Regions from separate parts of the Mus musculus genome. Here region 2 is linked to region 1. A link is a contact called in ENCODE Hi-C data. All regions are on one chromosome and are shown on one strand. The core of a region is the stretch at or near the end of the contact, and the rest is flanking DNA. Distances in the headings are between cores, read along the strand shown. Region 1 has its middle 49 kb from the start of Vrk1. Region 2 holds the start of Vrk1 (vaccinia related kinase 1).

Region 1 (7,627 bases), core at 4,557-7,056:
CTCCTTCTCCTCCTCCTTCTTCTTCCTCCTCCTCCTCCTTCTTCTCCTCCTCTTCCACCTCTTCCACTTTCTTCTCTTCCTCTTCTTTCTCTTTTCTTCTTCCTCTTCCTCCTCCTTCCTCTTTCTTTCCCTCTTCTTCCTCTTTCTCTTCTTCCTCTTCTCCCCCTCTTCTCCCTCCTCTTCTCCCTCTTCTCTTTCTCCTTCCTCTTTTCTCCCTCCTCCTCCTCTTCTTCCTTTTCTTCTTCCTCTTCCTGTTTCTCCTCTTCCTCCTCCTCTTCCTCCTCCTCCTCTTCCTTCTTCTTTCAAACAATCTTTTTTTGTTTGTTTTTGGGGGTTTGTTTGTTTGTTTGTTTTCGAGATAGGATTTCTCTGTGTAGCCCTGGCTGTCCTAGAACTCACTTTGTAGACCAGGCTGGCCTCGAACTCAGAAATCTGCCTGCTTCTGCCTCCCAAGTGCTGGGATTAAAGGCGTGTGCCACCACACCCGGCCCTTCTCCTTCTTTTATTGTTGATTGTCTCTTAATTTGTTTTCAAGACAAACTGGCTGTCCTAGACCTCACTCTGTAGACCAGGCTGGCTTCAAATGCCACCTGCCTCTGCCCCCCTGGTGCTAAGATTAAAGATGGCCACCACTACCACCCAGCTCCAAAGTCTCATCTACCAATATCCATCTATCAGTCTGCAAGAGTCACAACTAACCCCTAGCTTTCCAAAGGGCTGTGTTGTGAGACATAGAGGGAATGCTCTGGCACAGATACAGAGTGTGGAGACTCCTGTGTGAGATTGCGTGAGGACAGCTTCTTCCCATCACCCAGTCTGTGCAGGAGAATTTATGACAGTGTCAACACACAGCTGAATTAAAGGCCAAATATTCCCTGCAGAGGAAGCCTGCACTTGTGTGTTTCTGTCCACGTACCCATCATGTTTCCCAACGGTAGCTGCCGGTCACAGTCCTGCCCCAGCCCCGCTCCTAGACTGCTTCTGATGTAGGATGCTTTGCTCTGTGTTCCAATCACTTTGGTGTCTGGGCAAGACCGAAATAACAGGACTAAAGCCCCGCTTCTTATTCATCCAACCTTAATGAAACAAACAGCCCAGGCGGCTTCTCACTATGGGTTGCTTTTTTTTTTTTTTCTGCTATTGTTCATAGAAACCAAAGGAACATTTTCTACATGTAAATCGTAAGCATTTTGGGGGTGTGTTTACACACCTGGCTCCTCAGGGGTTGGGGGGTGAACCTAAGAGCTGGTGCTTCCTTCAAGATAAACCTGTGAATGTTCCTGTCGCTACGGCTATAATTGCCTGGAAATATTGCCACATTGGTGAACAGCCTACTCATTCCTGTGGGTTAACACCTTAAATGAGCTAGGCTGATACATGCTGAACTTACCACTGCTGGGGATTCTGGGAACCCTGTCCTATATTTGGTGAGAGACGATTCAGGGGTCACCTGACACCATCTACTTACAAACCTTTGTGTGTGTGTGTGTTTTTTTTAATGTTGTTATATTGTTTTCTTTCTTTCCTGTGTGTGTGTGTGTGTGTGTGTGTGTGTGCGCGTGCATGCACGCACAAATACCACTGGACACATGCAGAGGTCAGAGGACAGTCTGAGGGAGGTGGTTTTCTCTGTCTATCATGAAAGGTCGGAGACTTGAACTCAGGTCTTCAAGCTTGGTAGCAGATGCCTTTACCAGCTGAGCTACCTTGATGGCTTAAAGCTTTGTGTCTTAATATCTGAAGCACCATGCTAGCCATCAGCACAAGACGGGGTTTGGTATGGGCTTGGGATCCAGCTGCAGAAAGAACAAAAAAAAGGGGTGAGCACCCCAGGAAACCTGGGAATGCAGACAGATTCCAGTCCCTGCCTGTCGTTCACACATCTCTTCTATACCCAATTTTGTAATTCCCAAACTCTGTTTATGTTTTTTTTGTAAATCTAATGCATGCATGCATGCATATTCAAGAAGATTATTGCACAGCTCTGTGAACTATCCTAAGCGTTTTAGTGGTGATGGCTTAAAACACCACATAAAAGAAAACAAGGAGTGAGCGGAGAGGAGATGCCGTCACCAGCAGTGACGTACAGTCACCAGCAGTGAGGGCATTCTGCTTCTGGTCTAAGCCATGATGTGTCAATACTACAGCCGGTTGACAATCAGGGTTTCTTTTCTTCTGGGGGGACTTAATGACAATATGAGAACTCTTTGATCAGTTCCCTGAGAGGAACAAACTGGTGGGTTTTTAAGAAAGCTGGGCAAGGAACTTGGAAGCCACACTTTGGAAGAATGTCGGGTCTAGTCCATGGTGGTGGCAGTGGGGAAGGAGCAGCCATTAATGGATGCCGCTTCATTGACTTCCATTTGCAAACAGGATTCACTAGAAAGCATGATGGGGCCCCCAGAGAAAGCCCTAGTCAGTGTACACATGCACAGACACACAGACACACAGACACACAGACACACAGACACACAGACACACAAGCACACAGACACACAGGCACACAGGCACACAGACACAAACCAGACACACAGACACACAGACACACAGACACACAGACACACAGGCACACAGGCACACAGGCACACAGACACACAGACACACAGACACACAGACACACAGGCACACAGACACACAGACACACAGACACACAGACACACAGGCACACAGACACAAACCAGACACACAGACACACAGACACAAACCAGACACCTAGACACACTACAGCTGTTTTTTTTCCTTTAAATACATTATCACTGTTTAAGCTGATGGGTATAGGAAAGAATACAGTCTCTCCTTTTTTTTTCCCAGTCCAACAAGACTGCAGGAAAAAGTGATTCTGTTGTTGCCGAGGTTCAGAACAGCATAATTTTTTTTTTCCAGAACACCACCAGCTCAGCCGTGTTCCCTTTAATGCTGCTCGCTTTCCTTCTTAGAAAAGGGGTTAAAATTAGTAGGCACATTTCATATTAGCGTATTTCATGCAATAAAGCATAAATTATTTAAAATAACACGACCTTTTATCTTGCACCTTTTGAAGGAAGCAAATTAAAAATGTAAATTGGGAGCTAATTAATATGCAAATGTATTCATTCGCAGTTAACAATTAGCAATTAAACCTGCAGTGTCTACAAAGAGCACGGACAAAATTAGTAACTTAATTTATCATTAAAAAATGAAAACGTACACAAAATTTTAATTGACTTTCAAAATATTTTCCCTGCATTTCTTTTTCTTTCATTTTTTTTTAATGCTGAAAGAAATTCTAAAAAATATTATGCCTTAGCATTACGAATGAAACTGGGTGCACGCAGTATTCGGGGAGTTCATTTAATAGGAAAGCACGTTAGGAGAAGTTTGCCTTTTATATGAGGTATTAAAAAATGACATTTAAGAATGTTGACTTGTGTTTCATAGTTGAGTTCAAGACAGAAATAAATACACAGACTCCCCCGTGTTTGGGAATATAGATGGCAGAGATTTGTATGGATAAGGGGCACACTTCCTGTATGAATAGATGTGGCTGTGCATGTGTGTGCATGCGAGTTGGTGCCTTCCAGAAGATACACAGCAAGAGCCCAACCAAGCCATTTCCACGCTCCTGGTTCAGCTTTGAGAATTCCAGTATAAAACGGTTGCATGAAAAAAAAAATCAGCAACAAACAGCTTAAGATGTAAATAAGACACTCTAGGCTGATCGGGAGACGCATTTGCATTCCGTGTTACATTAAGCCACCCACACCACCACCCAGGCACGCAGATTCTCCACTTCTGCATATTTTTCTGACTTTGAGGTCGGTCTCCTACCCCCTCTCCCTGTCAGCCTAGCTCTGCCTGCAGATGTAGGCTTGTGTTTTCTGCACATTTCCATTCTAATGTCACGCAGCATAGGATAGGCGCCCAGCAAACGCGAACGAGCTGCTTGCAACCTTATTCTGGGTATTTAAACAGCACCTGCCGCCGGGCCCCATTAAGTCTCATTCACAAATGTTTTTCTTCCGTTCGGTCTCCATTCATCGATGGCCTCTCTGCATCCCCTCCTTGGATCCTCTTATGTTTAGAATTGGGCTGCACTGCCTGTCTTCTGGTCCACGCTGGCTCCTGGTCTCTTCCCTTAGAGTTGGGTTTTATCATCAACAGAGTCACTGCAGCACTCACAGGATAGTTTCAGCCGGGTGGCAAGTCTGGCTGTTTTCTATAGACAATAAACATCTCTCTCTTCTGAAATGACTCTAATGCAATTCAACCCACATTGTACAGCCTATTTCTATCACAGGCATAAAGGACAATGGTCCCCAGTGTGAGATTCTCAGGAGCCAGGAGGCCATGACAGTCAGAGTTTAAATTGATTTCGCCAGAGAAGGTGTTTGCTCTCTTTCTGGCAGGTTTTTCTGGCTTCAACTGTTATTCTTCTTAGATATGGACTTAGCTTATAAACCAGTGTGTGTGTGTGTGTGTGTGTGTGTGTGTGTGTGTGTGTGTATGTGTAGATTAAAGAAGTAATCTACCCTTTTATCACAGTATCGAAAACATGTACCCTTCAGATGATTTCCAATATGCCTGATAACCCCAGAACTTAAAAAAAAAATTCTTAGTTTGAACTTGGAATTAGGTTACAATGGTAAAAACAGGACCCTTGACTTGGGTGAAGTTATTGTGTTGTGGATCTGCTCACGTCCGTTTGACAGGAGAATTTTTATATCAGGACTCTGCCTAAGGTGTTTCAGGGTATAGGGAGCAAGCAGGGAGCAAGGAACCAAAGGGGTATCTCAGCTCAGCTGGTAATAGGGTCGCCATTCAGAGGAACCCACCACCAAGTCCAGTCCGCGTCTCTAAGGGCTTTAAGGTTCGTAGAAGGCAGCCAGGGACCAGTTTATAGAAACACTTCCTCCTTCTTTTAGAGAAAACAACATTCAATCTCAGTGCGGGGGGCGGGGTGGGGGTGGGGGGAACGTGGACTTTGTCACGGCCACTGCTGAGGGAGTACCTCAGACTCTTCCCTCCTCCCGAGCACCCCTCGGGCTGCTGAAGAAAGTGCTGGATGATCTCCTCCCAATATACAATATGTAAATCTCAATGCGAGAAGCAAATAAAAAACCCAACCTGCACGTAGTCTACCTCATCTGCCAAAAGAGACCCAACCGGCCTTCCATACTTTTTTTTTTTCTTTTTGCTCGGGCGCCTGCGGTAGCAAGCCGTTACAACAATCCGAAAATTAAGTTACCACAATTAGGAATTAGAAGCAGGTGGCATAATAATGGTGCTTTTTTTTTTCATTTCATTTATTAGCAAAAAGAGGGAGAGGCGCTTCATTTATTTTCATCAGCCCTCAGTAAAAGCATAGCAATTTGCAACACAAAAATCATTTCAAGTACCTCAGCCTCGTGCAACCTCGTTTTCCTTTTTTTTTTTTTTTTTTTTTTTTGCTTAAAAGCCTTTTAAAGTTTGCCTGCCCACCACCCCCGCCCCTCGAAAGTGGAGTGTGTGTGTGTGTGTGTGTGTGTGTGCGCGCGCCCTTACCCCTCCCCTCCCCCATGTTAGGTGACGAGGTAAGTGCAGATGGGATCGGATTATTTCCCCCCCTTAAAAAGTTCCGGGGAGCAGAGTTGGAGGTTGGGGGGGGGCACCAGTATGCCCTGCCTCCTTTGCCCAGTTTCTGTTTCACACGGCTTGTGTGTAACATCAAGTAAGGCACTCGACAACTCTCTGCACGCCCCCCCCCCATCAGCCACTCGGGGCCTCATCCACACCCCTGCACCCCTGAGCAGCCCAGCACCCTACAGGCTGCCCGGATGGTCCAGGACCCCAAGGCACGACAACCCTTGCGCTCCCTCTAGCGTTAGTATCTGGGATCGTCATGGGCTGCTGCGCAGCTGAGCTGCCTGCAATCCCTTGGTGTGCGAGATGATGTGGCGTGCACTCCGTTGCTGAGTGCACTCGATGTGCGGGGTGCACGGAGTATGCCGGGCGCTAGGGACTCCTGGAGTTGGATACGTAATTTTGCACGATGCTCCTGCGACCCCACGGTGGGAGATGCTAATTGCCTGCTTTGGGCGGCTCTTTCCATGCTTAAGGCTCCTTTCTCGTGTTGCCCCCTCAGTCCAAGAACTACACTCCAAGCGAGCCGCTGCCCGCTTTCACGCCAGCTCGTAGACTGTGTCTCTCCTGGTCATGGAGAGGTCGCAATGCCAGGCGGTCCCTGTTTTACGCACCCCTCTTCTGCCCGCGCCTTCAACTCCGGGCTGGTTTCACTTTGTCTCCAGTTGGGCCATCTTGGGTGTCCGGGATAGCGGACTTCCTTTTCTGAGCGCTCCTGTTGCTGTTCTCTTCTCGCCACCTTCTAGGTCCCTCCTCGGCCTCCCGCCACAGAGCACGTGTTTTCTACCGTCTTTCTTCTTTGGCGTGTACTTTTCCTTTGTATTTCATCCTTTCGGTTTGCTTCTCTCTCACCTGTCACTACTAAACCGTGTTAGAATGGAGAAGACACGGGCTAGAGGACCCCACAGCCGGCAGTGCTGGGGAGCCCTCTGTAGGCTCCTACGTCTTTCTTACTTCAGTGTGAAGTGTGTCAGCTTGGTTTCCAGACTTCACAAAGGTTGTAGGGATTTGAGGAAGATCAAACAAGCCGTGGGCACACCTGCCAAGGGGACGGGGCAGGGTGGGGTTGGGGGAGAAGACCAGAGACAGAGATGGGAGGAGGGGTGGAGGCGAGACAGCGCTGCCCTTCTGGAGTATAATTTGGCAATCCATACGAAGAACCTTTTGCACATTATCAGTAATGCCACTTCTTGGAATCCAGCCCAAAGAAATAATATGAAAGGTTAAAAAAATATTTTGGACCCAAAAATGTTAATCACAGGCCTGTGAGATAGCTCATCAGCTGAAGAAGAAAACCAACTCCAGCAAGTTGTTCTCTGATCTCCACAGGATGCCACGGGGCCTACATACCCTGCCCTACATAATACATTAATAAATAAATGTAATTTTAAAAAAAGAATCAAACTACAGGGGGCATGAAGAAATCTTGGGAATAGGCCATGGAGTGGTCAGCCTGAACGCAGGACCCCGGGCAGACACGCTGACTGTCCTGGTGAGGCTGGACGCAGATGCAGACGCACACAGAAAACATCTGGACGCGCCCGTCCAGGCAGCTGGTACCAAACATGGTTTCTTTCCTTCCTTTTTCAACTTCTCTTCTGCCTCCTGGTTTTCTGGAGGGAGCTTGCATTTAAGGATGGAATAAAAACATAGGCCTCTCGATTTCCTTTGCAAACAGCAAGCCCCTGAGAAAAAGGACAGTGAGGCCCAGTGTCTGCATGTACAGGAGCTGTGAAGTACTGGAAAGTGACCGAGATGAGGATGCGGGGGTTGGAGACAGAGCGTGGGTTTGGGGAAACTTTGCCTGCTTCCCATGAGCCGGGCACTGCTGGGCTCCATGGGCAGAACCACAGGTTCTGCTGGTTTGTTTATCTAATGTTTACATTTAGTTAGTTAGTTAGTTAGTTAGTTAGTTAGTTAATGGGTGAGGTGTGTGTGTGTGTGTATTATTGTGAGAGAGAGGGAGAGGAGAAGGAAGAGGGCAACTTGAAGGAGTCCTCTCCTTCCATCATATGGGCCCCAGGAGTTG
Region 2 (7,625 bases), core at 1,623-4,122, 47 kb after region 1:
CACTGTTGACTTCTTCACATCTCTGTGTAGGGTTGCCAGTGTTTTATAAAAAGAAGCCAGGGATATGTTTGGTGGAGGATATAGGATATCCATGAGCACGTGGAGAGAAGGGAGAGGGGAATGAGGAGAGAAGGGGAAGAGGGTAAGGGAGCAAGAGCAAGAGAAGAAAACAGAGTGAGGAAGGGGCAAGCAGCCCCTTTTATAGTGAGTTGGCACACCTGGCTGCTGCCAGGTAACTGTGGGGCAGAGCCTAGATGAAATGCCAACAGGCAGGACTATAGGGGCTCTCAGAACTGAAAAAGGGCAGCCTGGGTCCTGGCTATGTGGCAAGCCAATGCAGATTCTACACACCAAATTGTAGTTAGTCTTCCTTGCTGAAAACTTGTGGTTGACACTTCCTAGCCTTAACGTGAGTCAGCTGCTTGGTCCCCGGTGGCCCCTGAACTAGGAATCTCATGACCTATGACCCTGCTCTGTCCACACCTCTGTCACCGAGCTGAAAGGGCTTGCCTCTATGTTTTGAGGCTGTGCATAAAGTATCCTCTGAGTATCATCTGAAAGCAGACTCAGGGAGCATGAATCCCCTAAGTCAAAATGTATGGAAAAACATAATTCCCGTCTGCCAGTAGAGCTTTCTTAAATATTAATTAAATGGGAATCTTAGGTGAACACTCTAACTCCTGGTTCACAGTAAATATTCAAAAATATTTGTTAGGACTATAGAGGTTAGTTTTTTGTTTTGTTTTAATTTTTTTTGAGACAGGCTCTATGTGGCTCTGGCTGTCCTAGAACTCACTACGTAGACCAGAGATCTATCTGTCTCTGTCTCAACAATGCTGGGATTAAAGGCAAGGGCCACCAAGCCTGGCCAGAGAGGTGTATTATACAGAAAGCCTTTCCACCCAGAGCTCAGTTCCTAATTTCAAAAGTTCAGCAGGACTGATCAACTGACCTGTCTATTCCTGTCCCAGCACAACCTATCAACTCCTAGACGGCGCCGAAGGTCTCCTATGTCCCAGGAGTTGCATCGTAACCGGTGATATTTCAGACATGCTGTCACCATGACGGCAGCTTGGACTGCTCTCCTGCCACTCTCTGCGCTGCTAGGGCTTCTCCGCACGTGTGGGTGGTGTCGGTGGTGTTGGCAACAGCCTTGGAACATAGCCTCAGCAGAGTAGCACTTGACTGAGAGCCATCCAACTGATAATGCCGGAGCCGTGGGTTCTGGAATACATTCTATTCCCACCTTGGAACAGACCAGGCTGTGTTGCTGACTTAACTGTGCTTGAAGGTCAGCCAATTGTCGAGCCAGTGTGGGAGCGGGGACCTTTCTTCCGCACTGGGGGAATGTGGTCACAATGTAACAAGTAATGTGTGTACTTGTTTGTGGGTGCAGAATGGCTTTCACTCAAAGCATTCTGACCACAGAGTCTTGCTGTGTGTGGGACTTCACACTCACGAGATGTGTGAATCTTGAGGCTTCTCTGCTGACAAATAGTCATCGAGAGCTCACCTTGTGCCTGCGTTTCCATCGGCGTGTGTACAGAAAGCAGATGCCGTGAGAGGATTTGTTGAGGAGGGTTTATGTTCCAGGAGGCTGTTTAGAGAGGTGTGGGGTCTGAGCCACACAGGATGAAACAGTAACCTGTGACTCGGGGGCAGCCAGTGTGTTACTAGCTCTAGTCCTAACAACACAATCATCATGGCATGTTCTCATTGCAGACTTGTGGAAAGCCCAGCTGAAGTGACCCTTAGCTAAGGGACTTAGCTGTTCGTGTATGTGTGTGTGATCGTCGTTAGGTGACTTTCCTTTTTTTCTTCCATTCTCAGGCTCCATCATGGATCAAACTCAGCAGAAGTCTGGGAGCAGTGGGCATGCAGTACAGCTGTTTTGTGGATCTGCTCTATGGGGCAGACGGCAAAATAGGAAAGAAATTGGAGCAGGTGTGGGTACCTGGGACGGTGAATTCAAGATATGAAGATCAATGCTGAACTGCACACTGGGCAACAACTCAGATTTCGTAGGGACTAAAGCTCATACAGTGTTTTAAGATCCACCTTAAGAAACAACACAGGCAAGCCGAGTGTGGTGGCGCACGCCTTTAATCCCTGAACTTTGGAGGCAGAGGCAGGCGCATTTCTGAGTTCAAGGCTAGTCTGGTCTACAAAGTGAGTTCCAGAACAGCCAGGGCTACACAGAGAAACCCTGTCTCGAAACTGCCCCCCCTCCAAAAAAAAAAAAAAAAAAGAAAGAAAAGAAACAACACAGGCTAGGAGTGTTGGCTCACATTTTTAACTCAGCTGTTGTTAGTAAACCAAAAATTAAAAAAAAAAAATCAAATTGGTAAAACAATAGCAATAACAAGAACAGCACCGAACCCAAGGCCTTTTCTAGGGCTTCAGAAGCTGCAGATCCAAAGTGCAGCTTGAAGCTCATTCTTCCAACCTCTAGGAAGGAGATGGTGAAACAAAGAAAACTGATGTTTGACAAAAGTAGCTCAAATACTGCGGTGGGTTAAGTAAACACCGAGACGCGCTTCGGATATTTGAAATGAGTCTCTTTGTCTAACCGTTTAATAAATCAAGCAACAGTGAGTACTGGTTATATTTATTTCGGTTCTTAAGGCTTTGAGAGCCACAGTAACATGTAAAACAGCAAGCGGGCTGCAAACCACACTTCCCAGAAGCCCTTGTGCTCAGAGGAACACGCCCCCATCTCGCCTCTTGGAGGTTCAAAGACTACAATTCCCAGCATGGAGCAAGCGTAAGGACCACAATTCCCGGCATGTCCGGAGAGGTGACAGGGAAGCGCGGTCTTCCTCTTTCCCCGCCTCCCCCGCCGTTCGCAGCCAACGGGAAGGCTCTGTACTACGGGGTGTGGAGGGGACGGCGCCGTGGGTAGGTCGCGAGTCTAGGGAAGCGGCGGGAAGTTCGTACTACGCTGTGGACCGCGAGTTGGCCGCTCTGGGTAGGGAGCCGTGGGGTGGTGGCGGGACTATAGGTCCGGTGTTGCTTCAGGGCGGCGCCGCGGCTGGGTCCGGCCTGCCCGGGAATCCTCGCTTCTCTGCCCGATCGCGGAGCTGCCGGAAGCCCGGTTCTAGAAGGCCGCCCGAAGCCTAGCCGGGACCAGGGTGGCGGGGACGGGGACGGGGACGGGGACCTGGACCGGCCGAGCCTGCCACTTCCTTAGCACTGGTGAGGTGAGGCCTCGGGGCACAGCCGCGGCCGGCAGCTTCTCGTTTCCTTCCAAGCTTGCTCCTCAGGTCTCCACCGCCGGTGACCGGGCTCCCGGTGCAGTGTCTTCAGAGGCAGCAAACAGGTCTGCAGCCCAGCGCCAAAGTTTGTTTCCGACCGTTTCCAGGCTAGGTCGCCTTAGATGTAGAACTGCGCCAGAGTCCTTGAGAGATGGGGACACACGCCAGTCCTGGTCGGGTTACCCGTTTATTCTTTTGTCGTTGACGTTAACCATTCTTTACGTCTGCGTGTGTTCTTCCTTTCCGTCCCTCATCGCTTTTGGAGCAATTTGGAAACGCGATTTTGCCTTTGGGAAGGTGGTGGTTAAACTTAGCGGGTCGTTGAAGAGCTTCGTTGCTTTCCTTTTTTAAAAAAAGAAACAAAAAAACAAAACGAAACTAGAATTGACCATCTATTGAGTCTGGAATTCAAAACAGTGAAAAAAGATGTAGATCAGCATTTTATCATCATTATTATTTTGGATTTTCAAGACAGCTTGCTTGCTTGCTTCCTTCCTTCCTTCCTCCTTCCTTCCTTTTCTCTTTCTTTCTTTCTTTTTTTTTTTTTTTTCTGTGTAGCCTTGGCTGTTCTGGAACTTGCTCTGTAGACCAGGCTGGCCTTGAACTCAACAAGAGATCCTCCTGCCTCTGCCTACTGAGTGCTGGGACTAGACTTGCGCCACCCCCACCCCGGCTTAAGAGTTCAGGGGAAAGGCATGTCACTTTTTTTGTGACATGTCGATTATACTGTTTGGGGAAATTTAATTTACAGTTCTGACTGGAATTAAGCATCTGGGCAATTAAGATAATGTTCATCTACCTGGAAAAAGGAATGTAAGTGGACATCACTAAAAATGGCTTTCCCCGTTGTGCTACCACAGATGGCAGACACTGCAGCGCTGCCTTGCTGATGGAGACCGAGCTAACAGGAGCATGGATTGAGGTGGATAACAAGTGTGTTAGGCGTTAGGGATTCCGTACAGCACTAGTATCCAGTACAGATATCACTTTGATAACTGTAATGGCTGCTGCTTATGCCTGGCGTAGCAGAGATGATGAGTGTTTATTTGTTAAACAAATGAGATGGTGGAGTTGATGTGTTTAAGCAGGGAGCCTGGCATCTAATAATAAGTTTGAGTGCCCAGGGAATGGTTATATGGAAAGCTTAGGCTGAGTCTTATTCAAGTATGCATGCATATATTTAAAAATAACAGCAGTGCATTTAAAGTGTTGACAGACCCTAAAATTAAATTTCTTACAGGAAATAGGCCAGCTTTTTCCTCTTAATTTTGAGAACTAACGTAAAATAATAATGAGTGAATGCCCCAGATGTCTAAGACAAAGATATAATTTCCCCCCCCCCAGACAGGGTTTCTCTGTATAGCTCTGGCTGTCCTGGAACTCACTTTGTAGACCAGGCTGACCTCGAACTCAGAAATCCGCCTGCCTCTGCCTCCGAGTGCTGGGATTAAAGGCGTGTGCCACCACGCCCCGCTAAAGATATAAATTTTGACTTTTTTTCCCCCTTAAAGGCCCCTGTAATAGACATGCTATGAATAGGGCTTGATTCGAAAAATAAAATCTTAAGTTATTTTTTATTTAAAAACCAAACATATTTGGAAGTGGGACTTACCTTGCAATCAAATGCAGATGTGTGACTCCAGGGTTTATGCAAATGAGCAAAGGCTCCTGTCTTTAGTCTTCCCGCAGTGGGCCTGCTGGGAATCAAAGTGCTGTGACCTGTCTGAGTGAGATGAGGCTGTGGGGGAAGATGATCTGGATGGGTCCTCAATGGATTGGTTACAGGATGACCTTGGAGTACCTGTGTGTGTGTGTGTGTGTGTGTGTGTGTGTGTTTGCATAGGACATTTTGCATGCTTGTCAAGGGTTTTTGTTGGTTTTGTTTTTTAAGATTTATTTATTTTTGTTTATGAGTACACTGCAGCTGTCCTCAGACACACACCAGAAGAGGGCATTGGGTCCTGTTGCAGATGGTTGTGAGCCACCATGTGGTTGCTGGGATTTAATCTCAGGACCTCTGGAAGAGCAGTCAGTGCTCTTAACCTCTGAGCCATCATCTCTCCAGCCCTGGTTTGGTTTTTTGAGACAGGGTTTCATCATTAGCCCTACCTGTCCTAGTTCTTGCTCTGTAGACCAGGCTGGCCTGGAACTCATAAGAGATCCTCCTGCCTCTGCCTCCCAAGTGCTGGGATTAAGGTGTATACCACCACTGCTCTGTTGTCCAGGTTCTTTTTAAAATGGGAGGGCACAGACTGATAGTGAGAGCCACATGGTAACTGCTAAGTGCAAAATCTATTCTTTCTGTCTTACTGTTTGGGTTGAAGAAGTAAGGATATGAGAGGATTTAGAAGGGTTCAGCAGCCAAGCCATTAGCTCAGTGGCGAAACTTTCTGCCCATATTTCTTTGATTGTATTTGCAGTTGTCACTGTAAAGCCATAAGGTCAGCCAGTGTCATTTACTGTTCCCTCTGAGAAAGGAGTCCAAGCCCTGTGTCCAGAGGTTGCTGCGTTGAAGTAACTTGCTGTATTTCTAAATGTTGCTTGCAACCTTTGTTCTCCCAAGCACGTCAGTCCTTTGGGTGGCATGCATGCGTGATCTTTATTAACTGTAGTGTCTTGAGACAGGATCTTGATGTGTAGTTTGGGGCTGCCCTAGAACTCACTATATCTTCTAGGTTGACTGGAGCTTCCTGCAATCTCCTGGTTTACAAGTGCCAGTGGGGTGTGTGTGTGTGTGTGTGTGTGTGTGTGTGTGTGTGTGTGGTGGAGGTGGTGGCAGTGATATGTGTACCTCACCTGGCTAGGCTTACGATTTAAAAGAAGCTCTTCAGAGCCTGGGGAGGTATGAGGTGTGTCCTGACCTCAGAGGGGGTAATACGTTGATCAGCAAGTACTAACTAATGACAAGGACATTTTACTGCCATTCTTGAATAAGCTTAAGAATTTCTTTAGGTGCAGTATGTTTGTGAGCTTGGGAAAACTGATGTTGTGAGTCATATTTACTCTTTAAGTAAGGTAGTCTTGTGTTACTAAATAGCAGCTGTTTAGACATCTCAGATATCGGATGGACTATGTGGCTATGTGGAATTGTGACAGTATGCTTATAAGTCCTTAATTACAGCACTGGAGAGGCAGAGGTAGGCAGATACCTGTGAGTTCAACTCAACCTGATCTACATAGTTTCAGAAAACCCAGAACTACATAGTGGAGACTGTCTTGAAAACAAAGAAACAAAGAACCAACAATAACCACTACCACACAGAAAGGTATGCTTATACAAGCTGACTGCACACCTCAACAGTCACTAAGGAGGTTGACTACCACGGTGTCACTGGGTGACTCCTCTGTACTCAGTGGCTGGTGGCTGGTGACTGCCTCTTGATGAGTCTGTTGCATCAGCTCCTGTTTCTATGGGTGTCTGGTCCAAGGGATAGGAACCTGTGTTGTAGGATTTATAAACTGAGATGGACATGTGTTTCGAGTAGTACTAAACATGTACATGAAAATCAATATGTCAGTAAGCCACGTGGATTACACAGGTGGTATGCTAAATGGAAGTCATGTAATTAAATGGCAGAGTAATTGGTTTGAAATTCTCGAAAGTTCTGCCAGGTACTTTTAAAGCATCGATCACACTGATTTGGAAGGAACACTTTCCAGAGCTCAGTATCAGGAACAGAATGGTTGCATGGGAGCTAAACAAACGAGGCCTTATAATTGCTGTGTCTGCATCAGATTTCTCTGTGAATTGGCGGGCTGGCTGCTGTTGGTGGCTGAGCAGAGACATCTCTAGATAATAGCTATAGCTTTTTGCTATAAGAACCTCAGAAAGACCACATTATATAACTAGGGATTTTACATAAGATTAAAAAAATATGGAGCTTGAAATCTTATACCCAAGGTAAGCCCACTTGTGCTCTGTGTGTGTGCGCACGTGTGTGTGTGTGCATATATATATATATAAAATGACTGCTTTATTTGAGGTTGCATTTCTCAAGTTATTTTACTACATATGTATTGAACAAGTACCGTCATTTGGTAATCCTCTGTCTCCCTGCATTGTGGGCTTTCTCAAGGTACTGAGTATTTAGAGTCTGCTAATCATTTAGTCCTTGTGGACTGTAGACAACCAGTACCCCTTCCCTTCCTCCCCCTTCTCCCCCCCCCCCCCCCGTTTATTGTTGACATGGTATTGCCCATTCATGTACAGATTTTTTTTGTCAGAAGTTCTCTTTTAGAGGTAATGAGAAAGTCTTTTTAGACATCAAAAAAGTTAAAAAATTTTTTTTTTTTTTTTGGTAAGAACTGTATTTGGGTTTTAATGCTTAAGAGATTTAGCCTTGTTTTTTCAGGCTTAAATAATATATTTAA

What was found. Hi-C counts contacts between places; a loop is a spot of excess contacts on that map.
Region 2: a loop to region 1 is called in a map of left cerebral cortex, with 4 times the contacts of the local background. The contact joins the promoter of Vrk1 here to the enhancer-like site in region 1. A Hi-C loop is called at or near these places in 2 of 37 maps with a recorded cell type or tissue (heart and left cerebral cortex).

What each region holds. Positions count from the first base shown.
Region 1 is chr12:105,957,010-105,964,636 of GRCm38, forward strand. No RefSeq gene overlaps it. Among named protein-coding and RNA genes, the nearest start is that of Vrk1, 49 kb to the right of the region's middle. Within about 2 kb of position 5,807, at least 2 of the 3 ENCODE cell types and tissues checked have a DNase peak (open chromatin) inside an H3K27ac peak, as active enhancers do; they include heart and left cerebral cortex, where a contact is called at or near this core.
Region 2 is chr12:106,007,391-106,015,015 of GRCm38, forward strand. It overlaps Vrk1 (vaccinia related kinase 1), which reads left to right and starts at 2,873. Exons shown (of 14, transcript NM_001029843.2): 1 at 2,873-2,968.